Regions from separate parts of the Homo sapiens genome. Here region 2 is linked to region 1. A link is an interaction called in ENCODE POLR2A ChIA-PET data of the cell type or tissue named here. Cell type or tissue: PC-9. All regions are shown on one strand. Links, peaks and the distances in the headings refer to the core of each region. The heading gives the core; the rest is flanking DNA.

Region 1 (12,939 bases), core at 6,589-11,588:
CTCTGCAGGTCATTGGCCTTTGCAGTTCTACTACCAGGAATCAGTTGACTCCTAATTATTGTCTAAAAACGACCAAACTGGACATAAAACATGCTGTAATTATAGCTGTTGTCTTTGTAAAGGCTTTGCTTTCTATCTTCCAAACAGATGAAGAAAAAATGCCTGCAAACTCCATGTATTAGCTACCCCTTTTCCAGCAGTGTGAGATGGGAACTATACTTGGCTTGCCTTAGCTGGGAAGTGGCTGTGGAGATAGAGGGTGGCTTGGCTTGTTGCAGGAGCTGGAAAAAGGGCAGGCCACACTGGGCTGTGGAGGAGGGGGCTGGTCCTTTTCCCCCAGAGTGACTCTGTGCTTCATCCCGAGTTTCCTCACTTGCCTAAGACACCCTGGGTCCCCAGGGAGGAGGGTGGCTCGTTAAGCTAGATTCTCTCATCTGGCATCTGCCCATGAGCATGCAAGCCTTCATAACATCTCTGCTTCTGCTGTTTTCAAAGGTTGGAAAACAAAGAACCGGACCAAAGAGGAGGCAGACTCTGCTCCCACCCTCGGACATGGTGCCATCTTTGTTTTCCTCTCCAGGTGATCGTGTTGCCATCGAATCTGGTGCTCCCCGAGAAAATGATGAATTCTGCAAGATGGGCCGATACAATCTGTCACCTTCCATCTTCTTCTGTGCCACACCCCCTGATGATGGGAACCTCTGCCAGTTCTATAAGCACAATGCAGCCTTTTGTTACAAGTTAGTGTCCACAGTCCCACTGGGTCACCTGGGACCTCTTTCCCTTCATTAACTTGGTGCTGTTTCCTGTGGTTATTTCTTTATTCTTTCAGCTCCTAATTCCAAACATGAGGCATCGCCTGGGCAGGCTACTCTTCTTGGTGGCATTGAGAGAGGGTAGCCTCCCTAGGAATAAGACTGACTCACAGTGGTTGGTTTTAGTCTTTCAGTTCCAGTTTCCCTTACTTAGAGCAACAATAGAAAATTATTGCTGAAATCACTCACCCTCTGCAGACATCCTGGAGGGAATTCCTGTGGTTCATCCTCTGTTATTAGTTTCCACTGCAACCACCAGAAAGGAAACCTGTAACAACAATGACCTCGACAATAGCAACAACACACCATGACAGCAACGGCTGACATTTCCTGAGGTGTGGTGTGCTGCCAGGGCTTGAGTTCTGGGATCCTGGATCTACTCCCTCCTGGCAAGTGAATTTGGAGAAATGATTTAACTTTTCTCTGCTTCAGTTTCATTTAATCGCCAAAATATTAAATAAGGTGATGCATGGAGAGTCATAATTATTATTACTATGTGCCTGCCCTTGTGCTAATAAGTGGTTTGCATGCTTCAATTTATTTAATCTCCACAAGAATAATGCTGAGGTGGGCACCATTTTTGGGTTAACCAAGGCAGAAGGAAGCTCATTGACTTGGGCACAGAGCACAACCAAGAGTCAAACTGGGGTCTCTGTGAGTCTCAAGCTCCTGCCCTGTGCCCACTCCCCTACCCTACTCCAATTCTCACCCCTGAAATTGTGAAGTTGAGTCTGGAGGAAGCAAAGTGCCTCCCTTTCTGCGTGGCCCCCCATGGCCCCAGCCGTGGAGCTCTAGGGTGCCGAAGTGCCGCTTTCCCCCTGACCCAACCCAGATGCATTCTTCCCCCACCGCAGCCTGGCCTCAGTGGTGGTTTTCAGCCAGGATGGGGCTTGTCCGATGGAGGCCAGGTGCCAGTCACAGGAGCAGTCTGACAGATCTGAGTTTTTCTAGGGCCCACTGGGAGCCTTGAGAGGAGTCACAGGCCAGAGACCTTGTGATGGGTTTAAGTCAACACCTGAACCTGCTCTAGAAGTAAGCAGGTTACATGTGCAGAGTACACCTTTCAGCAAGTGGTTCCTGAATGGGCCCATCTTTCTGGGGCCCTTTCCAAGTCAAGACACCAAACGAAAGTTTCATGGAAGGCAGAAGAGCATAGTGGTGAAGCCCACTGGTCTCTGCCAATTACAACTGTGTGACCTTGGGCAAGTCACTTAAATTTTGTAACCTCAATATCCTCGCCTGTAAAATAGAAATAGTAATGGTACCTCCCTCACAGAATTACTGATGAGATCCAATGAGAAAAGCATATCAAGTCTCCAGCATGAGGTCTGGCACATAGTAGGTGCTCAGTAAATGGTACCAAGCTATGCCATAGTCATGGCCTAGTGGTCTGGGCATGGAGGTGCAGGAGTAGGCCTGAAAGAGAGCCTTGTGCTGGTGGTTTATAGGGAATGATGGGGCTCTGGCTGGCAGTGGCAGTGGCAGTGGGGGTGCTGAGGAAGGTCTCTGGGGAGTCCTACAGCCCTGCCTTTCTTCTCCTCCCAGGGGGCTTTCTGCCTGTGTCCCCAGTTCTTCCCTAGACCCAAGCCCTCCTCTCTGATGTCTTTTTAGGATTCCCATACTACCACAGCCTCTTTATTTTTGTATCTATTTTCTTTCTATTTTCCTGCTTCCTCCTTGGCTTCTTGATCATCCGTTACCCAATTTGGACTGTTCCCTGAACCCCATTGTAAAAACTACCAAGTTGCCTCATCACTCTCTGGTGTTTATAAAGCATGAAAGGTTGGGGCTGGGAAGAAACTTGGAGTCTTCTCATCCTCGTTCTCCATCAACCCCCACTGGACAAGATTGGGGAGGGTGGAGTCAGTGGTTTTCCCAAGGTCAGTGGCAGCGGGGCTGGCCTCCAGGACTCCTTGTGCATGCTTCTGCCTCCACACCAGGTGGCTTTCCAACACAGTTGGCTGTGTTGGGTGCAGGCGGATGAGGCAGCATCTGCTTAATCAGTAGAGTATTCTTCCTGATAACAATCTTCCCTCATCACCTTCCCCAATCCCATCTCTCCTTGATGTAGTTTCCACGCAAGCCACCCTCTGCATAGAGCCCTTATGAGTTCCTCAGGAGGCCCAGATGTGGAAGGGCAGGCATGTCTAGGAACCTGTGGAGTCCCTAAGAGAGTTTAGGCATCTTCACAATTTCATTTTCACCTTTTTCCTATTATATAGAAGGGATACTTCTAGGGGGAGTAGAAGGAGTGTGACCGCAGTCAGAGCAGGAGAGTGGATTGGAGTAGGGGAAGTGATGGGAAAGAAGCCGAGGGGAAGGGATAAGGGGGTGGTGGGTGGCAGCTGGGCCTCCATTGGCCTGGTGAGTAGTTCTGTCAAGGATCAGGGACAGTGACAGGAGGACTCCGAGTTATTCTGTTGAAGATTGGAGACAGTGTTGAAAGGATCATGGGGATGAGCACATGGTTTGGCTGTCACATTTATTTCTTTTTGGAACTTGAGGGTTTTCCTGTTCCTGTGTGTGGAGATTTGGGGTGCTGGGTAAATCCTGGGCAGTGAGGAACTAGCAGAAATTAGATATTAATATTAGCTACACAGCTGCTCATACCAGGATGGAGCTGATATGGGACAGGCAGAGGATGTGGAATCAGGACACCTTTGTTAAGTCTGGCCTTCATTCCCTAGCTTCATAACCTTGGCAATTCTCTTAATGTCATGTCAGTGAGTTTCCGTTTACTCTTCTGTAAAATAAATGTTTTTTAAAAAAAGCCTGCCCTACCTGCCTAACATGGTTTTCATGAGGATTAAATGAGATAACGGATGAGCATGCTTCCTAATCTGTAAAGCTTTATGCAGATATTTGCTGTCGTCATCAGCTGTATTATTGATAGGGTTAAGATGCCAGTGGAAGTGAAAACCTAGAACCCAGAGTGAAGGTGACACAGCATTTAATCTGCTATGTGGAACAGGTCCTTTCATCTTAACTGGTCCTGGGTCAGCGGGGCAGCTGCTGTCCTCAGATGTGGTTCTTCTGGAATGTATAATATGGGAGGCGACTATCAGAGTGATGCCCATTGCTAAATCACTGTTCTGCAAAACTGGTGATAGTCAGGATTGTTTGCTAAAGTGAAACTAAAAAGGCTGTAAGTTTGGGAAGCAGATGAGATGCTGGAAGGTGGCCATATTAACTCCTTGTTAAATAAACTTTTCGGCCGGGCATGGTGGCTCACACCTATAATCCCAGCACTTTGGGAGGCTGAGGCGGGCGGATCACAAGGTCAGGAGGTCGAGACCATCCTGGATAACACGGTGAAACCCCGTCTCTACTAGAAAATATAAAAAATTAGCCCGGCATGGTGGCGGGCGCCTGTAGTCCCAGCTGCTCAGGAGGCTGAGGTGAGAGAATGGCGTGAACCTGGGAGACAGAGCTTGCAGTGAGCCGAGATTGCGCCACTACACTCCAGCCTGGGAGATAGAGTGAGACTCCATCTCAAAAATAAATAAATAAATAAATAAGTAAATAAATAAACAAACTTTTCATTTATTAATGATAACCACCATACCGTACCTTGGATAGCACATTAAAGAAAACATAATGTGTTCATTTCACTGAATTGATTTACCCAAAGAAAACCATGTTGCCTTCTTCAGATGGGGACATTGTGGCATGGGTTCTGTGATGAGAACATATCTGGCTTCTAATTTGAACGCTTTTGGCTCCTCACTAGCTTTGGACCGCTGGGGCAAGTCATTTAACCCACCACGCCTGTTTCCTCATCTGTAAAATGGGAATGATAGTACCTACCACAGAACTATTCCAGGGATTTACGTGAGTTAATGTATATAAATTGCTTAGCACATTGCTCTGCACATAAATAAATGCTCAATAAATGTTAGCTATTGTTGTTATTACAGTGACGTTGGGCATATATAATACTATTGTTAGCATTGTAGTTAACTCAGAGGATCTCTGTGTGTCAATTGACTCCTCAGGCTTCCTGACAATGTCACCTTTGAGGAAGGCGCCCTGATTGATCCACTTTCTGTGGGGATCCATGCCTGCAGGAGAGGCGGAGTTACCCTGGGACACAAGGTCCTTGTGTGTGGAGCTGGTAAGAAACAGAAGCCACCCTGTTGCGGGTTCATTGACTGGGAATTCAGGGAACCCTCTGCCCATCTCATTCCCCCTCCAAGGCTTGAGATTTGTTCTAGAATCCTTCTGGGTAAAGGAGGATTGCAGTGTCCCATTCCCTCAGTGACTAGCACTTTGCTAAACAAATGAGTATCTGTGGACATGATATTAACTAGGGTTATATGTCCTAGGCAACATAGCCCTTTCATTCATTTAAAGAATGAATTGGCTGGGCACGGTGGCTCCTGCCTATAATCCCAGCACTTTGGGAGACCAAAGCCGGTGGATCACTTGAACCCAGGAGTTCGAGACCAGTCTGGGTAACATGGTGAAACCCCATCTCTACAAAAAAATACAAAAATTAGCCGGTGTGGTAGTGTGTGCCTATAGTCCCAGCTACTCAGAAGGCTGAGGTGGGAGGGTCACTTGAGCCTGGGAGGTCAAGAGTGCAGTGAGCCATGATTGTGCCACTGAACTCCAGTCTGGGTGGCAGAACAAGACCCTGTCTCAAAAAAAACAAGACCCCATCTCAAAACAAACAAACAAAAAGAATGAATCTGTGCCAGGCACAGTGTCTCATGCCTATAATCCCAGCACTCGGGAAGGCTGAGGCGGGTGGATCACTTGAGGCCGAAAGTTCAAGACCAGCCTGGCCAACATGATGAAACCTCATCTTTACTAAAAATACAAAAATTAGCTGGGTGTGGTGGTGCGCCCCCTGTAGTCCCACTTACATGGAAGGACGAGACAGGAGAATCACTTGAACCTGGGAAGCAGAGGTTGCAGTGAGCAAAGATCATGCCACTGCGCTCCAGCCTGGGCGACAGAGCGAGATTCTGTCTCAAAAAAAAAAAAAAAAAAAAAAAAAAAGGGAATTAATCTGGCGATTATTTTTGAACCCTTGATGGGAAACTAGGAAAATTTTTTTATTTGCGTGATCTTGGCTCACTGCAACCTCCACCTTAGAGAAATATTTTTGATAGTAAAGGGAAGGGCAACTCTTGGAACTTTCAAATTATACCAGCAAAGTGATGGCCTAGTCCCATCTATGAATAAGGTAGACCCTGCTCCCAGCCAGTGGGAGGAGTGAGCAGTGGTCTGCTCCCACACCACTGTGAGCCAGCAGTCTGCCTGCAGTAGGGTTGTAGCTAGCTGCCTTCTCTCATCCCCTGTTTCCAGCCATCTTTCCAGCCATCTGGAACAAGCCCTAGCAGCCTCAGAACGAATCATTCTGGTGACCCAGACAGTACGCTCACACTCCTTGTGGGTGTGATCTGGTGTTCCTCATACTTGTTTGTGATTTTCTTTGGCTGGCCAAATAAGTGATCACACGGCTTCCTAAGAGGGGTGATGGATGTAGAATAGACTTGCCACAATGGGCTAGCAGACTGCGGGACTCAGGTGACAGATTCTTATAAAAATCTGCATGGATCCAGTACCTTTTTACCATAGAAAAGGAAAATAAGTCACACATACCACACACATGCATGCCTTGCCCCCAACACACACACACACAGAAATTCACCTGTAATCCCATTACCGATTAGCCCAAGAGAACCACTATTAATATTTGGGTATAGAATCTTTTAGTTAGTTGGTTTTTTCTGAGACCATGCTAAATACGCTTCCTTTACCTACTCTTTTTTAAAAATCAGGCTGGGCACAGTGGCTCATGCCTGTAATCCTAGCACTTTGGGAGGCTGAGGCAGGCAGATCACCTGAGGTCAGGAATTTGAGATCAGCCTGGCCAACATGGTGAAACCCTGTCTCTACTAAAAAAACAAAAAGTAGCCAGGCTTGGTGGCGGGCGCCTGTAATCTCCACTACTTAGGAGGCTGAGGTGAGAGAATTGCTTGAACCCGGGAGGCGAAGGTTGCAGTGAGCTGAGATTGCAACACTACACTCCAGCCTGGGTGACAGAGCAAGACTCTGTCTCCAAAAAAAAAAAAAAATCAATATACTGTGAACATTTTTCCATGTCAATAGATAAAGAGTTATGGCGTAATTTTTAGTAGCCATGTAGTTTTTTAATCATGCTTTGTTGGACATTTCAGGTATTATTTTTCAGTGTTTTGTTTTCTGAGGGAGCTCACAAAATTGTTCTTAGGGGATGTGTACAAAAAGTAAACCCCCAAAGATATTCTGCATTGCTTTCATTCTGTGGGTCTGATTTTTATATTAAAACCATAGTGTCACATAGCATGCAGATACTATGGGGAAGCAGGTGTCTCAGGCAAATCCTTGGATACCTGAGTATCCTGGGGCTATCTGGGCACCTGGGCCAACCCAGGGAGCCAGCTCACTTAAGAACCCTCTCCAGGTGGTCCTCAGAGGGCACCTAAAAGGAATATGTCTCTCTCTGGGGGAGGTGTGATGGGTTCTCACGAAGGTAGGGGCAAAGAAAGAACAGGAAAACAAGTCCAGACCTTCTGAGATTTCTTATTTTCTGAGTAAGTTTGTGTTTCCTTGAATCCCGTGGTTCTTTGAGATTATCTCCACTAGTGCCCAGGAGTAAGTGGGAAAATTTTAGCTCTGAGGTTTGAGAGGATTAAATAGAACCCAGCACTAGGAGCGTATTTTATGTAGAGAATAATTCTTCATGGATTCATTCTCTTCTGCATTCAACAAACAGCCGCTAAGGTCTTATCATGCCAGGCACTGGGATAGATGCTAGAGACACACAAAAGATATGGTTCCTGTCCGTGGCCTGGACAAGTGGGAGAGCAGATGTTTAATATTTCACAATCTTATATCTTTTGCTTTGTTTAGGGGCAATCGGGGTAGTCACTTTGCTCGTGGCCAAGGCAATGGGAGCAGCTCAAGTAGTGGTGACTGGTAAGACTTTGTTCTTTATCAATCTCCTTGACTGGGAAACAGCTGGTCCTACTGTATGTGCATGTGTGAGGAGAGGTTATCCGTGACAGTGTGGAGGGGGTGAGTGTGTAGTGTCATATGGATTGTGGAGATATAGAGGAGTGTGAGTGTGTGTTTTGTGTTAGGAGAAGCTATGAGAGAGAGAGAGTTTGTGTGAGAGTGTGTGTGTGTGTGTGTGTGTGTAGCTGTATGGTGGATATGGGGGTATATGAGGGTGTAGAGCAGGGGTGTCCAATCTTTTGGCTTCCTTGGGCCACATTGGAAGAATGGTCTTGGGCCCCACATAAAATACCCTAACACTAATGATAGCTGATGAACTTTACAAAACTGTTTTTTAATTTCATAATATTTTTAGAGAGTTTACAGATTTGTGTTGGGCCATATTCAAAGCCATCCTGGGCTGCATGTGGGCTGCAGGTTGGACAAGCTTGGTGTGAAGAGTATGTGTGTTGGGCTCAACACCACCACCCATTGCACGAGAGCTTTGTTGCCATCAGATCTTACACCTCCATTTTCTTTTCTTCCTAATGAGTCATCAGATTTCTCTTGTTTGAAAGAATTTTTTTTTTTTTTTTTACCTTCAGATCTGTCTGCTACCCGATTGTCCAAAGCCAAGGAGATTGGGGCTGATTTAGTCCTCCAGATCTCCAAGGAGAGCCCTCAGGAAATCGCCAGGAAAGTAGAAGGTCTGCTGGGGTGCAAGCCGGAAGTCACCATCGAGTGCACGGGGCAGAGGCCTCCATCCAGGCAGGCATCTACGTGAGTGGGCTGAGGGCAGCTTTGGGGAATCAGCGTAGGGGAGTGAAGGAGGCAGAAGTAGGGAGTCAAACTTCTTTACCAGCTTGCTGCGTGAGCCCCAAGCCAAACTTATTCATCTTTTGCCATCTCTGTTTTCTTATCTCTAGTGTGGAGCCTGTACTTGAACTTGCCTTACATCCTCATTGGGCCATCTGAGGTTCACACAAGATAACAGCTATACATGGGCCTTGAAAAATGTTAAGGACACACACTTTGGGGACGCAGTTGGCTTCATGATCATATCTGTGATGTTAAAAGTGCAGTAGTTTTGGTAAAAAGATCAAGAAGAAAAACAGGGAACCATGCCTTAATTGTATGTGGGAAATCTCTGTCTTATTTTATTGAGGAAAACTGCAGTCTTTTAGTCATAGATATAAAGTGACAGTCATTCAGTTAGTCATGAAGGTGAGGTGATTTTCCAGGGTCACAGCTGACTACTGCTTGTTTTGTCTCCCAGACCTAGGAACAGATAAGCTGCCAATGCCTGATTCGCCCCTCAGCGACCCACCAGCCACTTATGGGAAGTTGGCAGGAAGTTGGAGGTGGTGGGAGGGAGTGGCACTGACAGATCAAAGTATGAGGAAACGAAGGGAAAATAACAACTTCCAGGTTCCAAGCCCTACTGTATGCCAGGTTCTCTGCTGTACTTTATAAACATGAGGCCTAATCTGCACAACAGCCCTGAAAACCAGTTACCGTTTTATGCTGAGGGATTTGTGGTTTGTTTGAGGCAAGCCAAGTCAGGCCCAGGCCCAGCCCTGCCAGGCCCCAGTGCCTGAGTTGCCCCGCTGCTTAGGAGAGGAAGGGAAGGAGGGCACGAACAACCATGCTAGGGTGGGGGGACAGGGCCAGGGCTGGAGAGGGTAGCAGGCAGCCGCCACCACAGGGGTCTCCTGTCCCTGCCTCCCAGACAGCCTCCCCAGGTAGCGTGGGCTTCCTCCTTCCTTCTGAGGCTCACAGCAGGAGGGCACTTTGCATCACATGAGACATTCTAGGGAAGGCTGACCCACCAAGCTGAGTAGCAGAGCTGCCTAGACCTCCTCCTACTAAGTTGCCCAGCGGCCTTGGGAGCTGAGGAACCAGTGGGGGAGAGGGAGGAGCGGGTGCCACCTTGGCAGTGTCGTGAGTTTCAGCTGGAGTCCGCCAGCCCTCTGCTTCACTGTCATAGGCAGTGGTCGCCATGTGGGAAGGGGCAAAAAGAAGCCGAAGCTCAGAGAGGAACAATGGATCTGTGTGTGATTGATCTACCCATGGTATGTCTTGGGCACCTACCATGTGCCAGGCTTTGTGCTGGGCACTTTGAGGGCTAAGACATGAGTAGGTTGCATCTGCTGTCTTCAAGTTGTCAGCAGGTAAGTGACCTCCACCCCGCAGAGAGGCAGTATAAGCTGGGGGACTTAAAGGACATGGCTCTCCTTCCTCTTGTGCCCTGCCCTTAGAGCATTTGGAACAGTTGGCATTTCCACTGTTGATGGTGGGGGCCTGGTTGCCAGGCTACCTGAGGCAGGCATGGAGGTGAATGTGACCCATGGGCCTCACCAGGCCTGAAGCAGTGTCTCTCCTGACGTCACGCATGACGGGTGCTGTAGAATGCTATAGGCCACCCCGCCAATGAGCAGGCTAGGTGGCTGGACCAAATATGGACAAATCTGAGCATCGCCGTCCTGCCAGGTTATGACTGGATAGTGTTTGTGATGAGACATGGCAGATGCCTTGGGGTAGAATTGATGTCATATCCTTGATGCAGATGCCATACCTACAGGATAGTGTCCAGGTGGTTCCAGCATTCCTTGACCTTGGGTCAGCAAACTGCTGGCATCTTGGCAGCTTGGAATGGCCAGTTGGTGTTCCTCCTCACCACCAGGTAGAGAGGAAGTGCTGATAAGGAAGTAGTTTCCCTAGAAAATGGGCTGAGAGGGCACGTCCAGGGTGCCACAGCTCTGAAGCAGCAGCGCTGGGAGTCACTCCCACACCACTCAAACCCTGAGTTCACCTCTTGCTCACGGCACCACAGGCCTCTCTCCATGGTGTATCCTTCATCTCAGAAGTGGAGGCTGTGATCGTGGTGTATCCTTCATCTCAGAAATGGAGGCTGTGACATGTGCCTTTCTCTAGTTCCACTGTTTAGCACCTAGAATGGTCCCAATAAATGCTTGCTGCTGACTATAATGAACAACCAGCATGATTGAATTATCCATTGTTCTGTCTCTCACCGCACTGAGCACAGTGATCCCCAGAAAGCTCTGGAACAAGCACAGCACTCACAGGGAGTTCTGGGGAAATTTTCAGGAGAAATTTCACTGCTGCCTGTGACCCACTCCAAGTGGGGAACTGATAAGGCAGATAAACATTCAAGGAAGACAAAACCCATTATGGCTCATACTGTTGAGGTAAACATCTCTGGAACAAAAAGATTTCTAACTGCCAGCCTGCACGCATGTATGAAGCCTTTTTTAAGCCACAGAATACAAGTGGCCCATCTGTCTCATGTTTATAGTTTTCTCACCACCGGTGAGCTTAGAGGGCCAGTGGTTCCTTCCAGCTCTGATGAAAGTGCTGCCTGTGGAGGGGCGCTCTGGGGGAGGAACAGGTGCTTAGACTGTGGAGGTGGCTGAAGCCAATATTGGGTCCCGAATCTGTAAAGCTTTGGAAGATGTTCCCACTGTGCCTGGTTCTCCATGGGTTAAGTGTATGTTTTCACAATACACTTTAAAGAAAACCGTGTTTACTCTCCCGCTCAGTTAAGTTTGGTTGGCAGGTTGAGCAGTTCAGCAGTGTACACAAATCACATTCTCAGGAATTTTTGGATGCTCAGCTGATGCAACCAGAAGATACTTGTGTGATGACAATATGTTATTGTAAGTGGGAAGTCAGTATTTCTTATCTTCTGAGCTTTCTTGTTTTTACCTCCTTTACAGGCCACTCGCTCTGGTGGGACCCTCGTGCTTGTGGGGCTGGGCTCTGAGATGACCACCGTACCCCTACTGCATGCAGCCATCCGGGAGGTGGATATCAAGGGCGTGTTTCGATACTGCAACACGTGAGTATGCTGTGGGTGAGCCGGGATGCCCAGCCTCCAGCAAGACCATGGCAGGCCCCACTCAGCCTCTGGCCCATGAGTCTCTGCCTGTTTGTTCATGGGGGGCACTCCCTGGCCACACTGATAGCTGTGTGATATAACAGGGATCCAAAGAGAGAACACTCACTCCCAATTAAAGAATGGGAAGGCCGGGCGTGGCGGCTCATGCCTGTAATCCCAGCACTTTGGGAAGCCGAGGCAGGCGGATCACGAGGTCAGGAGATCGAGAGCATCCTGGCTAACACGGTGACCCCTGTCTCTACTAAAAATACAAAAAATTAGCCAGGCATGGTGGTGGGTGTCTGTAGTCCCAGCTACTTGGGAGGCTGAGGCAGGAGAGTGGTGTGAACCCAGGAGGCAGAGATTGCAGTGAGCGGAGATCGCACCACTGCACTCCAGCCTGGGCAACAGAGCCAGACTCTGTCTCAAAAAAAAAAAAAAAGAATGGGAGGAACAGAAGGATGGATGGAGGGAGGGAAGGAGGGGATTTTGAAGCATAGTCTTACTGAGTGTCTGCTGCTTATCCGCCCTAGGCCCCTTTATCCCCCAATTTTCTTAAGTTACCAGGTCTCCATTTTCTCCATTTAAAGGGAAGAAGGAGAGAAAGGAGGACAAAAGGAAGAAATCAAGTCCTGTGGCTTCCGTTCCTTAGCCCTAGGGCCCACCCTGGGGAGCGAAAGGGTCTTAGTTTGCCCCACCCATGTTCTGCAGCTCCACCCTCTCCCCTGCTGGGGCCCTCTGGCTGGGACCCCTCTCCCCAGCAGTGTCCCTTACTCCTGGCTTTAGAGGCTGTAACTCCCTGCCCTCATCAGGGCGCCAGTTTTCCAGTAAGCTGAGCTGTTAGTGGGTGTGACTGGATTGTCCCGGGCTGCCTCCCCACGGCTTCTCTGCCTTTTCCCAGTGGCCTCCACCATGTGCCTCGTACCTTCATGCCACAGGAATTCTAGGCTCCATGGCAGACGTGGCAGAGTGAGCGGGTGGGTGAGGGGTGGGGGCAATTGCAAATAGGCTCTGTACCCCTGAATCATAAGCCATAAGGTCCTTTCCTGGGTTGTTGGCCTGTAAAATTGGCTTTGCAGAACCACAGTGCTATCAATAAATACGGCCAAGCTGATCTAGTGCTTGGTAGTTTGGGGCACCTGGCTCTTTCCTCTTGAAGGTTGAATATAATGCTCGTGCTCTTTTACAGGTGGCCAGTGGCGATTTCGATGCTTGCGTCCAAGTCTGTGAATGTAAAAC
Region 2 (16,992 bases), core at 5,524-10,523, 750 kb after region 1:
GCAGGAGAATCACTTGAACCCGGGAGGCAGAGGTTGTGGTGAGCCGAGATTGTGCCACTGCACTCCAGCCTGGCGACAGAGTGAGACTCCATCTCAAAAAAAAAAAAAAAAAAAAAAAGGCAGAGGATAGAACAAATATACAATTACTATAATGCAAAGTAAGATAAAAGTTTCCGAGGACAGTATAGGGAGAGAAACATTAGGATGTGGGGTCAGCGAAAGACTTTATGAAGGACATTTCACTTTAGACAGGCCTTGAAATTTAGATTAAGTTTCTAGAAGGTGATGTGGGTAGAGGTGGGAGAGGATTCTGGGTGCAGAAGTCAGAAAAAAATAGCATGGTTGTAGCAAAATTCTAGATGAGCAAAACCCATTTCACTAGAACAGAGGGCAAGGGTGCAGTAGGAGATAAATCTGGAAAGGATCACTTAGCTCATATCCTATGATGAACACAGTGAGGAAATTACACTTAATTCCATTGGCAGTGGGTTGATGAATTTTGCACAGAGTATATCATTAGAATGTAAGCTTCATGAGATAAAATGACAACAACAACTGTGTGTCTTTTTCTCTGACTCTTTAGAGTCTAGCACAGTGTCTGGCATAGAGAGTGTGTGCTTAAGAAATATTTGTGACTTCGTGAATCACAGCTGTATCTTAGCAACGTTAATTTGGCAGCACCAAATAGAATGAGTTATAGGGGAAGACTGGGAGCTGTGAGACCAATTTGGAGGTGAATATGGTAGCTTGGCTGAGAATTAATGAAGACCTTTGAGCTGAGCTAGAACAGAAAGGATGGAGGCTGACTGGTAGAACATTGTGGAAGTGGAATCTGAAGGACTAGACATACAGGAGAGGCAGAGACCCTTTCAATCAAGGGACTAGATTCCCAAAACAGAGGGACTAGATTCCCAAAAGAGAGTGACGACCAAAAGAAAGAAACCTACACGTTACTGTTTTATGAGAGAAAAATATGAAGCAGTTATTCCCCTTGCTTTTTAAATTAAAAATCGGGAGCATTAAACTTAAATACTTCAAAGTCTGCTTCTCTTGCATCCCATGTCGTCATACAGTGAGGTGCTCTGTTTATATTTCATGTAGGATGTCAGGCCTCACCTCTATCCTAAATTCATACATAGGCACTATGTATTTTTCCTTCCTCTCTTGACTGAGGGGAAGCAGGGAGAGAGGAGAGTAGAGGCTCAGGCAGCACACAATTCTAGAGAAAAAGCAAATCCTGTCAGTTAAAAAAAAAATTCCCATGGATGGAAGAAAATTAAGATAAGAGTTAGCACTGGCCTAGAGTTTCTTTTCTCAATAAAAAAAAGTTTGTGGAAAAAAGATGAGTATTTAATGAACCAGACACCATATATATAAGGGTATTTCTTATATACCTCCTTCTGGAACTTAGCACTATAAGATTCATTCAGTTACTGATTCCCATTTTTCCCATCACAAAATCTTGTTCACATTAATGTGCTGTGATTTATCTTCTTCCAAAGTCTCTTGTGCTTAGAAAAGAGAAGCTAAAATTAGTTAGGAAAGCATTCATTAAGGACTGGATCATGGGCATTCCACTAAGCACTGGTGATAAGGAGACTTATAAGTTATGTTTTATGTTCTTAAGGAATTTATTAACCTGGTTGAAGAAACAGGATATATATGTGTGTGTGTGTGCATGTGCGTGTGTGTGTGCATATATATCTATATATATCAGGCTATATATGTAAAATGTAAATAATATCATAAACATATGCCAAGTGCTAAATAAGCTTGATTTCATAATGCTTGTTTCACAAACAGGTTAAAAACCACCAGTCAGGTATACTGTAACACTTAGGTGGATTTAACATTTTCTTCTCCTGAAGAAAAATACTTAAGTATTTCCTAAAGATTTCATTGAGAGAGAAAATTGTGTTTGACAAATTAAATAGAATACCATTATTAATAGCTTACAGTTGCTATAAATTGATCTCAAATGCTTGGTACTTGAATAATGGAACAGGTTCTGTGATTTATAGTGTAACTTCATTAACAGGTGTTTCCATAGTTACAGTGCTCTTTGTGCAGGGTCCCCAAGCTGGTTGTGTTAGGTTGTCTTGAATTGCCCATTTTCTCAGATTGGGTATTTGCAGGCTTTAGTAATGGAAAGAATTTAGTTGTCATGGTAAGGATTCATAGTAGTCTTTTAAAAAAATTCAAAACATGGGACATAGAGTGATTAAAATACAGCACTTTCTTTGGAAATAAGTACTATAAGACTTAATTTAAACATGCACATTGTCAGAAGAAAATTGCAGTTATTCGCCCAGGCACAGTGGCTCACGCCTATAATCCCAGCACTTTGGGAGGGTGAGGCGGGCGGATCACCTGAGGTCAGCAGTTTGAGACCAGCCTGGCCAATACAGTAAAACCCCATCTCTACTAAAAATATAAAAATTAGCCAGGCATGGTGGTGGGCACCTGTAATCCCAGCTACTCGAAAGGCTGAGGTGGGAGAATTACTGGAATCCAGAAGGTAGAGGTTGTAGTGAGCCGAGATCACGCCATTGCTCTTCTCCAGCCCAGACAAGAGTGAAAGTATCTCAAAAAAAAAAAAAAAGTAGTTATTCATCTCTTTGGTAATTTAGACAGGGCTTCCATAACATTTTATCTTTAATTTTAAAATATTGAGCTAGCTATTGTGGCTAAATCTTGTATATTCTGAAATATAGTTACAAATCAATTGGGACATCTAAAGAGAGCAGTACTCACTAGGGATTTTATTTACATCATCTCAGTAATTTTATGGGCAAGCATTCTGAGGATCTAGGAGATTAAATAACTTGCTTATGACCTTGCAGCTTATAAATGGGATCTAAAATTGTACCCTGGTGTGTCTAACATTCACCTATACCACAGATTTTCAGATTCTTGGCCTCAACTTCAGGATAGACAAGTTTAAAATGGGAATTCAAGTAGGAGCTCCCTAAACATAGATTAAGTTCAAGTGAAGTGAGGGACGGAGGTGAGCATGCATGCACGTGTGTGTGCATGCAGGGTGTACACTGCTGAGAGATACTGTGATGGAGGCCTTTGCTGTGTTCTTTCTTTATGATAAAGAGTGAGAGAGGTGGAAGACAAAGTTTCATTAGGCCCTTAGGCCTAATCAGCCACTTTCTCTTTGTTCCTGCTTTATAATAGGCACTTCTGATGTCTTGACTTACCTGGCTACATGCACTACAGACATCTTTCACTGAAATTCTGTTTTTTATGTCCCAGTTCCTTTGCTTCTGCTTGCTCTGACTGCAGAAAACCACCCAAATAAAATGCCTTCTATTAGGAAGTGACCAACTTTTTTTTTGACGTAGGATCTGGCTCTGTTGCCCAGGCTGGATTGTAGTGGCATGACTTTGGCTCACTGCAAGCTATGCATCCTGGGCTCAAGTCATCCTCCCACCTCAGCCTCCCAAATACCTGGGACTACAGGTGCATGCCACCATGCCCGGCCAATTTTTGTATTTTTTGTAGAGACAGGGTTTTGCCATGCTATCCAGGCTGGTCTCCAACTCTTGAGCTCAAGTGATTCTCCCATGTGGACTCCCAAAGTGCTGGGATTACAGGCGGGGACCACCATACCCAGCCCTGAAAAACTTTTTAAAGGACAAGCAGACATGCCTGTTTATCTCCTGGAAACTCTGGTACTGACAAGGAGTGGTCAGTTCCACATTACACATATACTTAAAACCATCGTTAATAGTTTTATGTGGTGTTTATTTTCTTGTTCTATATATAAAAATGGACTCACAAAGATTTAAAAGCATGTCTGAGGTTATAAAGTACATTCATGCTGTAGAGTGGGAAAAGGGAGGGCAAACAAATGTGAGAAACATGGATAGATCTGGAGACACAGAGTCACCATCTTTCTGTCCCCTCCTGTGCTGATAAATTCTTTCTATTATATCAGTCTGCTGGCCAACTTTTATTTTCTCTTGAAACCTGAGTTTTTAATGTAAGTCTGTAAAATAGAGAATAAATATGAAAGTTTATCAGCAATATTAAGAATCCATTTATATTATACATTAAGGAGTTCCTTGAAGAATAAGCCACTTTGACTGGGTCAGGAGAAAACCACTACTGAGTGAAAGAGCTTAACAGTTTAGGGGCTTAGGGTCTTACGGCTTTGTAGTCAGACTGAACAGGGTTCAGATCCCATCTCTGACATCACTGGCTGTGTGCCTTTGGGCGAGCTAGTTAACCTTTCTAAATCTCAGCTTCCTCCTTTGTAAAATGAAGATACTAGTAGTTTTTGTCTCCCAGAGTTATTGTGACAATTAAAGGAGAGCACATATATAAAGTACATCATAGTGCCTGGCATATGGTATGGAATGAATAACTGATAGCCTCCAGTATTGTTTTCTCTCCTCTTAACTTCAGTCCTGAGTACCTCTCTGTACACCCAAGGTTTTGGGGGAAGGAAGAAGAGAAAACATGAGGAGGGATAACCTGAAACAGTTGATAGCTGTCAGAGGTGCACACATGGAATCAAAACATGTGGAACAAGAATCAGGGCATCATTTCTCTTTTCTAAGTCCTGATATTACTTAAATAAATATAATTATCGTGGAGTGGTCTTAAAGTTGTTGGATTTTTACCATATATTTATGATTCTGTTTATATTAAATGTTCAGAATAGGCAAATCTATAGAGACACAAAGTAGATTAGGGGTTGCTTAGAGCTGGTGGGGAGAGAGTTAATGGAAAGTGAGGAGTGACTGCTAATGGGCACATGGTTTCTTTCGGGAATGGTGAAAATGCTCTAAAACTGATTGTGATGATGGTTGCATAACTGTGAATACACTAAAAACCATTGAATTTTATATGTTAAATGAGTGGGATTGTGAATTATATCTCAATAAAAATGTTTAAAATTGGGGGAGTTTTTGCCTATCTCAACTAGAATGTAACTTTCTTGGAGAACAGGACCTATATCTTTCCTCTCTAAACACTCAGCCTAGCATAAAAACTAGCACATGGTAGATGTTCACGAAATGCTGAATAATGAATGACTCCTTGAGTAAGTCCAGGACAGAATTCTCAGACAATGTGACTCACCATACAGGAATTACTTCAGCTAGAGTAGTTTTACTTCAACTCAGTGTAACTATTGGGCTTTCAATTTTGATTTTATTTGCATTCCCCAAAGAGTTTGAACATTGCTGGGCTGGAACACCAAATTTTATTCCTAAATGCAATTTACTCCTTCTTCAATGCCTGGGATGATGATGATGATGATGATGATGATGATGATGATGATGATGATGATGATAGCAGCTGATATTTACTGAGCACTTTCTATGCTTCAGGCACTATTCTAAGCATTTAAAATAAATGAATAAATATGTGTATGTATATCTCATTTAATCCTTACAACAATTTTGGGATGGGTTCTATTATTATTCTCATGTTTCAGGTAAGGACATTGAGGAAAAGTAACTTGCACAGGTTCAGGCAGGTAGTATGTGGTGGAGCCAAAGTTCAATATTGCAGGAAAACCTATACTTTAAACTACTGCACTAGAATGTGCCGTAATGTTTTGGTTCATATATTTCAAAGGAACCTGCCTTGACTACTTTCTCCTCTGAATTCATTGCATATGTTGACTGCATTACTCTTAAGTTTATATGTTATTACGTGTTATAATGTAGGGCTCTTTGTGAGTTCTACTTACTCTATTTTAAAACTTGGGCGGGCGCGGTTGCTCATGCCTGTAATCCCAACATTTAGGGAGGCTGTGGCGGGGTGGATTACCTGAAGTCAAGAGTTTGAGGCCAGCCTGGCCAACATGCTGAAACCCCATCTTTACTAAAAAATACAAAAGTTAGCCAGGTGTGTTACCACACACCTGTAATCCCAGCTACTTGGAAGGCTGAGGCATGAGAATTGCTTGAACCTGGGAGACGAAAGTTGCAGTGAGCCAAGATTGCACCATGCACTCTAGCCTGGGTGATAGAATGAACAAACAAAAAAACACTGGTAAGGGCAGAGACTACCTCTTTATCTGTTTCTAACAGATAAAGCCATTGTTGTCCTGTGTTGCCCTTATATTATCAAGACCATGAATGATGATGATTTTTACAGTGAATGGAAATCCTTTCCATAGTACTGCTTTATTTTAAGGTCAGTATCCCTTTTATAATACAAATGTTTCATAAAAGCCATGATTATTACTTTTTAATGACAGACTAATCTTTGTCCCTCACCCCTATCAGTCCTACTCTTTAAATATCTCCATCCATGGAAGTACTCTATCAGTAGGCCAATATTCACCTTTTAAAAATTGTGGTAAATACACATAATATAAAATTTACCAATGTAACCATTTTTAGTGTATCATTCAGTGGCATTAAGTACATTTACAGTGTTATGTAACCTCATCACTCACTAGTTCCAGAATACTTTCATCACCCCAAAAGGAAACCCACTTAGCAGTCACTCCTATTTCTCTCCTACCTGCAGCCCCTGGCAACCACTAATCTGCTTTCTGTCTCTGTAGATTTGCCTATTCTGGATACTTTACATAAATAGAATTATCTAATATGTGGCCTTTGGCATCTTTCACTTAACATACTACATTTTCAAGGTTCATCCATGTTGTATCAAGTATTAATACTTTATTCCTTTTTACAACTGAATAATATTTCATTGCATGAATATACCACATTTTGTTTATCCATTCATCTGTTGATGGATGTTTGGGTTGTTTCCATCTTTTGGGTGTTATGAATAGAGCTGCTATAAACATTCATATGTAAGTATTTGAACACCTGCTTTTAATTCCTTTGAGTGTATTCCTAGAAGTGGAATTGCTATGTCATATGGTAGTTCTATGTTTAGTTTATTGAGGAAACTCTAATATCCCTTGTATAATTTTATAGATATTGTATAACACATATGGATATTATTGCTTGTATCATTATTAAACACCTCTGTTTCTCTCATTCCTGCAGTCTTCAGGCCCTCTTGGTTCTACCTTTTAAAATTATCTCCTGAATATGACAGGAGATAATAAAAAAGCTTCCATTTCCATTCAAACCATCAGACTCTTAGTATATTTTACCTAACCAGTTGCTAAGTGATTTGGGCAAATTATTTAATGTCTTCAAGTCTCCATTTCATTATTGATAAGATAGAGGATAATGTATATATGGGGTTGTCATAATTGAGATAATACATATAAAGCTCTTAGCCTTCTGATTGCATAATAGGGCTCAATAAATGTTTGTGATTATTAATAATCTTTTAACTTGTCTCTCTTCCTCAGGTTTGGTTACCTCAAAATTCATTAGCCATACTGCTGGTAGAGTAATTTTTCTAAAATGCAAAATTAACCATTGCTTCCCTATTTTATATTTTCTTACAACTCTCTATGCCTATAAGATAATGCCCAGACTTGGTTTGAGATACCCCTCTTTGGCTTCTCTTGCCCTATGTGGCTCCTTATCAAGACCAGTATTGGCATCCTAACCACCCACAGGGCTGCCATAGTATCAGGTCATTTGCTTTCTCTTCTGTTTTCTTACTTAATTTTTCTACTTTGACCTATGAGTCGTTGCCTTATCTTCTTGAAAACTTAGCTATGTATTTTTAAAAAATGTTTGCTATATTTTATTCTGAAGTTTCTTTGAGTTTTGTTGGCAGAGGCTTTTTAGGTTATCTGGTCTACCCTATTGACAGAAATAAGTCTTTTTTATATTTCTTGTCTAATCTCCTGTCTTTCCACTTTGCTTCTCAAATAGGAGTTAGGGCTAGAAGTGAGTTCAGTGTATCTTTATATTCCTAGGCTCTAGAACATAGTGCTTATATAATATCTATTTAATGAATATTCTCCAAACCACATTGTTTATTTGGAATACCTGTTCACCTTTTAAAATTCACAACAAACTGATTGTTGCAATTGCCAAATAAGAATCTATATAAATGACAGCTGCTGAGTGAAGTTTGTACGTAGGGGAACATTTCCTGGTAGCCATATTAGATTTCCATAGGTAAATCTCTTGGTGCTCAGATCACAGTCATTTGTGTGTAATGATATCTGGATGTGGTTTATACCACACCCCCAGATTGCTTCCCCAGATTGTATATCAAAGTCACGATCTTTTGGCAGAATTATAATTGCCCATGGGGAATGGTGGCCTCTGAGTTTCATAGCTCAGGGATGTATTGTTGGAGCTGCTGTCAGTTTTTCACTAGAGATATAACAATTGAAGTGTCTTACATTTCTATAGTTCTTTTTAAAAAACAAATTTGAGATACAACACATACCATTTAAAGTGTACAATTTAAATTTAAAGTGTACAATTCAATGGAATAAAAGCTAAAGGATTATTAGCCTGGAGAAGAGAGAAAACTTATAAGAATGTGACAGCTTCCTCCAGTATTAGAAGGTCTATCATGTGGATAATATACAAAAAAGGTTTAAGTCTGTGCTGTGTTGCCCCAGAGGGAAGAACCAGGAAGTTGCAAGGAGATAGATTTATATCAACATTTATATCTGAATTCATATCAGAAGAATTTCTAACAGTTGGCATTAGTTGAAAATAAAGTGGGCTGCCTCGGGAGTTCATAAAACTCTCCAACAATAATAGTATCCAAACAGGAGCAAGATGACTGGTAGTGGGGAATTCTGTAATGGTGATTCAGGCATCCCATGGGTTGTATTAGGTGATTTCTGCGGTCTCTTTCTACCATGAGAGATTGATTCTTTGAAGGCTAGAGAAAACAAAGGGAGAAGAAGTTTACAGCTTGCAAAACAGGGGGTATGTATAATGTAAAGATAGGTGTGTTATCATCTTCTTGAAATTTGGTAGTCAAAACATAAAATTTGAGATTAGCCGCCTCATTATATAGGTGGGACATTCAGATACAGAGGTTATTAAACATTGCCCAAGGTCAAATAGCCAGTCAGTGGCAGAGTTGGAACTAGATTCCCTATTGTTTTAAGACAAATAATGGAATTATTCATTTTAATAATTAAGATAAAAATAATTTACTGGATGGAAAAACTGACAGGTCCAAGACTAGGTTATGACCACATCCTTAATGTATTATTAATGAAAGGTAGGTATGTTCAGGATACCTTTCAAGCCTTTTGAGGATAAGATCAAACAGTACAAATGACAAGCTTTACTACAAAACTTACCCTGGTGCTGCTGACAGAAAGAAGATATTGAACTGAATGAACCACTGATTTAACACACAATGGCTTTTAAACTGTGTATGTCTTTATGTCTTTTCTCTGTTTGCTTTTATCATTGTTTTTGAATGTTTTATTATTTCCATAGTTTGATCCCATGTGTCCCGTTTTATTCCAAGTCCACTTTTATCTCAGCGTCTTGAATGGTTAACACAAACAACAAATGCATTAAACAGCAAGGCATTGTAACTTCTAACATCAATAACAGTAAAAGCAGTAAGACATTCAAGAACAATGAAATAAAAGCAGTGGGGGAAAAAATCCTGGGTTCAGTTGAAGCTCGGCTAGGTGTATATCAGCCAGTAGTGAAGCTTGAGCAGGATCACAGAGGTTAGAAACAATTGTTCCAGACTATGAATGGACAGCAATTCTGTCCTCCAAATTTAAACACATAGCATTAAAATATTACAATTAGTAACCATGCAAGACTGGCATGAGAAAATGAAATCTAATCTTGATCCTTGTTTTAAATATTTTAAGAGGAGTTTATCAAATAAATTTTCTTGCTTTAGTGGATGCATTTAGAAGAAATGGGACCATATAGATTTGTCCTGTGAGATTACATGTCTTCATCTTCTTCCTAGCATACCAAAGAGAGTAGGATATTTGCATATTTCCAGTTCTCTTTTCACTTTCTAAAAATCACATGAAATATCCTGTGATATTTATATATGACCACTGAGGTCCAAAGGTAAAAGAAGGGCATTTTAATCTGTCTTTTAAGGCATATAATCAGAAAGTGTTTGAGAAGCTTGTCATGAATTATGAGCACTTTCAGTGAATCACGTACAGAGTATTTTCAGCACAAAATCCTGTGAAATTTAGGTTCATAATTGCATCACACTCCTTTGGTACCATTGTTGGAGTCAGAATTCACTTGGGAAAACACTGACTTAATTGGCAAACTTTATCTCTTCTTCCTTCAGTACACCTGCAAAGTGCTTATCATAATAGGAATTATGCTTGTTCCAAGGAGAAGCTATCCTTGTGAATTAGCCAATTAGCTAGTGTTTCATATCTTATCTTTCATTCCCAAGCCTGTGATTTTTTTCCTCTAAGTACCAACATTTATTTGTGAGCTTGCAAATTGAAATGTATGTATTCCTTTCCTTGACATCTCATCACTGTGTAATATGACCTTCAGCTATGCTTTTAGGAAATGATTATGTATGTCTGAGTTAAAAAAATATCTTCAGACTGTTTGTGGAAACTGATTTTTTAAAACAAATTTTAAAGGAACTTCCTGTCTCATAGAATTTCTTGGCATATAAAACAAGGGAGTCTTCAATAGAAATGAAAGAATACTGAATGCAATTTGTACAAAACAGCATATTTGGCTGTCAATTATGGACAAAATCACCAGAAATCAAACACCTGGTCTCTCCAGGGAGGAGGACTGATTGTCACATAGCAAGAATACTGGCTGACCTAGCATAGTTCAATATATGGGGTGGAGAGTATCTCACCACCAGAAAAGTCATTTGAGAATACATTTAAAAATATATTAGTTTGGTTTTGCCAGTGCAGACTTATTCTCGATTAGCAGATAGAGTGTTTTTGAAGGAGATTTGCTGCAACCTTTAAACTCAACTTTTCCCCTCTGTGTTCCGATATGAGCTAGTGGCGTATGGGGACCCTTACCTTTGTTTTGTAGAGTTAATGTGAGCAAGAAAGAATTTGTGTGAAATTTTGAACAGTCATAAGAATTTTGGTATTTATAAAAATAAAAAATTCAATTTATTTTTGAAAATAAATTGTTCTACTGTCCCTAAAGTACCAAGAAAATGAAAGAATTTTTGGGAAAAGCAGGTCTCAGAATAATTTCACAGCCAATTGCCATTTCTTGGATCATGAAAGGCCTTAGGATATTGGTGTTGACGTTTTGGGTTCACTTTTCTTCTTCATTGTCCTCTGAGGCTGTCTATATGTAGCAGATGGACCAGATTGTGGCACAGCTGACCTGTTAATTTTCACTATTTCCATTATTAGAAACTTTCACTGGTTATGTCGCAATTTACATTAGCCACAAAAATGGCCAAAATGGGTAGATTTTTAAATTACCTTGTAAGCTATTCATTTATGGCCCCAAAATGCAGACAAAATGTCAGTTCAGAATTTTATTTGAGGAGGATATAAATCAGTTTGAACAATAATTTTAAATACATATTAATAATTCTTTTTATTAATCCTCTGAGTTCCAAAGCACAGAGAAAGAATCCCATAGGATCTCAGTAAACGTGAAATATAAGTAAACGACTGGACCATAGTTCATTTTTGTGTGTGAAAGAATATAACTTGTGTCTTCCTGGTGTTTATTATTTCTGGCTTGTTACTGGATTCCACCTAAAAGTTTCTGTTTCCTGAAATAGTTGATCCCAGATCTCTTTATGAATCACAATGCCGATTTGCTTTTCTTTCTGTATGTGTAACAGAGAACTTTGTGGTAACACATAGACTTTCCCAAGTTCATAGTTGAGGATTTTAAGCAGTCAGTAAAGACAGAAAATTAAAGGAGAGAAAATCCAGAACAAGCTGTTCAAAACTAATCAGTAGGAAATTATGTAAACTTAATTAACTAGGGCATCAAGGGAAGGGCTATGGAGTGTAATGAATTTTTTTTAGAAATGAGGCAAAGCAGCCAAACTAAAATAGGGTTAGTTGAAGTGTTCCCAAAAGGGAAGGAGGGAATATCCTTCCTGCATAAGGAGCCTTCCTTGACCTCCTGCCTTATTTTTGGCTGTGAATCTCTATGCCATGATCCTCAGTGGGGTAGGTATGCAAGGAGAGTATGGTGCCAAATGAACAACAACAAAAAAAATCTCATTTGTATTATTTATTGAATGATGCTCATATAGTAAAATGGAGACTGAAATATAGGCATTATGGCCTAGTCGCAAACCTCTGACCTTCCATTTGCAAATGAACCAAAATGATTAGCCAAGATTTAGAGGAAATTCATAAATTTCACATCTAGGTAGACCAGCTGGAGAAAGACTTGAGGGTTCTCTGTCTAGGACTCAATTCAGTTCAATTTTTAAAAAATTTATTGAAGACCTACCTGTTCTGTTAAAAATGATGTGCTAATGCTGCATGGAACAAATAGCTGAGTGAGGTGTTTCATTGCCTTTTAAGAGTGTATAATCTATTATGGAGAAAGAGACAAGTATACAAACAATAAGCATACCAGAAAGTGGTACAAAATAATACTCCTATGTCTGAAGACTCCTAAACGTCTTTTCCTAGTCTCATTTTCTCTTGTAAGCCCCAGATCTGAGTAGTCAACTGCCTTTTGGACCTCTCCCATCAACTTTTGAGTAGAGAAATGTAAACTTTCCATTTCTGATTACTTCAAAGGTAGATTTAGAAATGTAGATACACATACAAAAATGGAGTGTTTTCTCAAAGCTATCATTTATTTGGGTTGCAAATGTAGAATTCAGGTGTTTTAGGCACACACGAGAACTGATCATTGTTATATATACGTACATAATCCCATATACCTACAAACCCTTTATGACAAGGACAGATTGTAAAACACAGTACTGTCAAATTTTGGAAGACAAAGAATGCATATATGAACTCTTAATTTAAAATTGGGTTTGGAAATTCAAACAAAATTAAAGGAGATAAAAAGTTTTATTTTCTTATTCCTTTATAGCCTCAGTCACATGCTTCACTTTTTTTAGTTGTGGTAAAATATATATATAACATAAGCATTTTAACCATTTTTAGGTATAAAGTACAGTGGCATTAACAACATTCACATTGTTGTGCTAACATCACTGCCATTCATCCCCAGCACTTTTAAATCTTCCCAAACTGAAACTCTGTATCCATTAAATAGTAGCTCCCCATTCTATTTTCTGTCTCTGTGAATTTATTCTAGATACCTCATATAAGTGTAATCATACAATATTCGTCCTTTTGTGTCTGGCTTATTCCACCAAGAATAGTGTTGTCAAGGTCCATCCATCTTGTAGCATGAGTTAGAATTGCCTTCCTTTTTAAGACTGAATAATATTCCATTTCCTTTCAAGGCTGAGCAATATTCCATTTTGTGTATATACCACATTTTGTTTATCCATCAGTCAATGGACATTTGGATTGTTTCCACTATTTGCCTATTGTGAATAATACTGCTATGAACATGGGTGTACAAATATCCATTGAAGTCCCTGCTTTCAGTTCTTTTGGGTATATACCCAGAAGTGCAATTGCTAGATCATATGGGTATAGTTATCATATGGGTATACTTACCCAGATGGGTTTTGTTTTATTGTTTAAGAGACAAGTTCAATGTTGCCCAGGCTGGCCTTGAACTCCTTGGCTCCAATGGATCATCTTGCTTCAGCCTTCCACTTAGTTGGGACTACAGGCCAGGTAGACCAGCACCCAGCTCAATTGCTGGATCATATGATACTTTTATGTTTACTTTTTTGAGGAGCCACTATACTATTTTCCACAGTGGCTGCACCATTTTACATTCCCACGAGGAAAGTGCAGGCATTCTAATTTCTCCATATCCTTGACAACATTTGTTACCTTGTTTTGGGTTTTTTTTTGATAATAGTCATCCAAATAGGTGTGAAGTGGTATCTCACTGTAATTTTGATTTGCATTTTCCTAATGGATTAGTGATTTTGAATATCTTTTCGTGTGCTTATTGGCCATCTGTTTATCTTTGATGGAGAAATATCTATTCAAGTCCTTTACCTATTTTTTAATTGGGATGTTTTTTGTTATTGGGTTATAGGAGTTCTCTATATATCTGAATGTCAATTGCTTATTAGATATGTGATTTGCAAATATTTTCTCCCATTCTGTGGCTTGCCTTTTACTCTGTTGATTATGTCCTTTGGCAGACTTTGATAGTGCCCTTTGTTAATTTTGATGAAGTCCAATTTATCTGTTTTTGCTTTGGTGGTCTAAGAAATTTCCAAATCTAATGGCATGAAATTTTTTCCCTATGTTTTCTTCTAAGAGTTTTATAGTTTGGGCTCCTATATGTAGATCTTTGATGCACTTTGAATTAATTTTTGTATATTGTATAACATAAGGATCCAAGTTTATTCTTTTGCATGTGGATATCCCAAAGCCATTTGTTGAAAAGACTTCCTTTACCCATTAAATGGTCTTGGCATTCTTGTTGAAAAATAATTTGGCCATTGGCTTATTTCTCATAGCATAATGTTTTATTTCTGGGCTCTATTTTATTCCTTTGGTCTATATGTCTGTTCTTATGCAGTACAGTACCACACTGTTTTGATTATGGTAGCTTTCTAGTAAGTTTTGAAATCAGGAAATGTGAGACATCAATTTGCTTTTCTTTTATAAGATTGTTTTGACTCTGGGATTCTTGAGATTCTATGTGAATTATAGGACAGTAACATACTTTTACTTGTGGTCTTTGAAGTATTTTATAGGAAGTCCTCTATGACATTTTTATATAAAAACTCCTTTTGAAGTAATCCTCTCTAGTTCATCTAAGTTTAGGATAAATGGCAGGGTCTGATAATTTAAGCCAGTATAGGGCTACATGGTATTATTTAAACCCTTAGGGGGAATAAAAGATTACAGGATAAAGAATTTGAAAAGATATTTTCTTTGTAGAGAAAAAGAAGGAAACCACATTTGAAAAAACAGTTATCATGCCTTTTGAATTTTTTAAAAGTTTGATTGGAAAGCATTCAGCTATTCAGCATTTGCCTTTAGCAAAGGTTTTAGATTGACTCCCCTCCCACCCATTCTCAATAATCTTATTTTTTGCTTTGTAAATGAATAAGCTTTGGGGATTTTATTCTGCAATGTATAAGATATGTATGTAATATAGACATAAAAAATATACATAGTTTAACCACTTTAACAAGCTGTAAAAATCCAAATCTTCAGGGGCTACCTTTTGTTATTTAAGGATGTATAAATCATGAGAGCTTTTAGATAAGTCCTTCTCATCTTCATGAGCTTCATGTAATCTAGCACAGTTACTTTCCATAGCAGATGTTTGATAATTGTTTTTTAGTGAAATTTTAATAAGAATTTTATGTCTGTTTTTTCTTGTTCAATAATAGGTAGTATTTGAAGGAACTTTTCTGGCTTAGTTACTTCATACATCCAGTCACTTCGTTTCCTCCCCTATCTGTTTGAAGGAAAGGTGCTTACTAAATTTGTTAGTGATCACATTTTTTTGAATTTTCTGGATTCACTCATTTTTATTAAAAGGTAAAAAGTTAGTATTTTCCCATCAATATTTGTATTTATTTGAATTATCAAATTTCTTTTGCTTTGAACTTAAGCATGCTGCAGTCATTGTTGTCTTCTTTTTTAATCTTGCAGTTATTTATCATTTCTTTTTGTAATCTCTTACAGTTTTGGTTTAGTTTTTTGACAATGCAGTTGAATATATTCTCCATGTGTTTAAGAACATTTTAAATAAGTGCCCATTTCTTTGTAATGATTTTTCTCAGAAACAAACAAATCCTCAAGCTACTCTAGTAATATTCCTACTCCAGAGTAGTACACCATAGCTCTTGAGAAGAAAAGGAAAAATAATAGTTTCTGTGTGTTTTAAGTGGAAAGTAGTTTCTTTGATTTACATGAACATTAAGGCATGATAGGTAATGACAATTTATTCCTAAAATGTATTCAGTTACCCATTGACATGGATATGTCATAACCTGTTATGCTTGACTTATAGATTTCCCCAGGGAAAATGTTCCAAGAGAGTGAGCAAAAGAAATGTTTTCTGGGGAAAGTATCAAGGCGAGAGTGTTGTTATTTCAGACATCACAACATTTCCCTATAGCAGTCTATATCCAAGAATAAATCTGTGCTAGCCAAGCAGATGAATCTGGCATTTCTGAGAATACATGTGATGGTTGAATTGAGATTTTTGGTAACAACTGTGGGTCACTCTAAGATACCCATTTCTGGACATCTCAGACTGAGAGATGACTATAAGAGGTATCATTTTAAGTCTGGAGACCAGAAAGCCTCTATACTTGTTCATAGAGCTTTTTTTTTTTCTTTTCTTTTTTATTATTATAATTTAAGTTTTAGGGTACATGTGCACATTGTGCAGGTTAGTTACATATGTATACATGTGCCATGCTGGTGCACTGCACCCACTAACTCATCATCTAGCATTAGGTATATCTCCCAATGCTATCCCTCCCCCCTCCCCCCACCCCACAACAGTCCCCAGAGTGTGATGTTCCCCTTCCTGTGTCCATGTGATCTCATAGTTCAATTCCCACCTATGAGTGAGAATATGCAGTATATGGTTTTTTGTTCTTGCGATAGTTTACTGAGAATGATGATTTCCAATTTCATCCATGTCCCTACAAAGGACATGAACTCATCATTTTTTATGGCTGCATAGTATTCCATGGTGTATATGTGCCACATTTTCTTAATCCAGTCTATCATTGTTGGACATTTGGGTTGGTTCCAAGTCTTTGCTATTGTGAATAATGCCACAATAAACATACGTGTGCATGTGTCTTTATAGCAGCATGATTTATAGTCCTTTGGGTATGTACCCAGTAATGGGATGGCTGGGTCAAATGGTATTTCTAGTTCTAGATCCCTGAGGAATTGCCACACTGACTTCCACAATGGTTGAACTAGTTTACAGTCCCACCAACAGTGTAAAAGTGTTACTATTTCTCCACATCCTCTCCAGCACCTGTTGTTTCCTGACTTTTTAATGGGAGAAAATTTTCGCAACCTACTCATCTGACAAAGGGCTAATATCCAGA

The links. ChIA-PET counts read pairs that join two places held together with the same protein. Peaks named below come from ENCODE experiments on the same cell type or tissue, not always from the same donor. Only the 100,000 strongest peaks of a DNase experiment are listed, where the experiment ranks them.
Region 2: POLR2A ChIA-PET joins it to region 1 with 9 read pairs; 1 of 35 experiments calls an interaction of 5 or more read pairs at or near these places.

The regions. Positions count from the first base shown.
Region 1 is chr15:44,827,172-44,840,110 of GRCh38, reverse strand. It overlaps the pseudogene SORD2P. Among named protein-coding and RNA genes, the nearest start is that of TRIM69, 97 kb to the right of the region's middle. In PC-9, for the core only: no CTCF peak of the experiment used is centred there; a DNase peak (open chromatin) is centred at 9,140; H3K27ac peaks cover 1,048 bases.
Region 2 is chr15:44,076,054-44,093,045 of GRCh38, reverse strand. All of the region lies in intron 1 of FRMD5 (FERM domain containing 5), which reads left to right. Among named protein-coding and RNA genes, the nearest start is that of FRMD5, 110 kb to the left of the region's middle. In PC-9, for the core only: no CTCF peak of the experiment used is centred there; a DNase peak (open chromatin) is centred at 8,105; H3K27ac peaks cover 63 bases.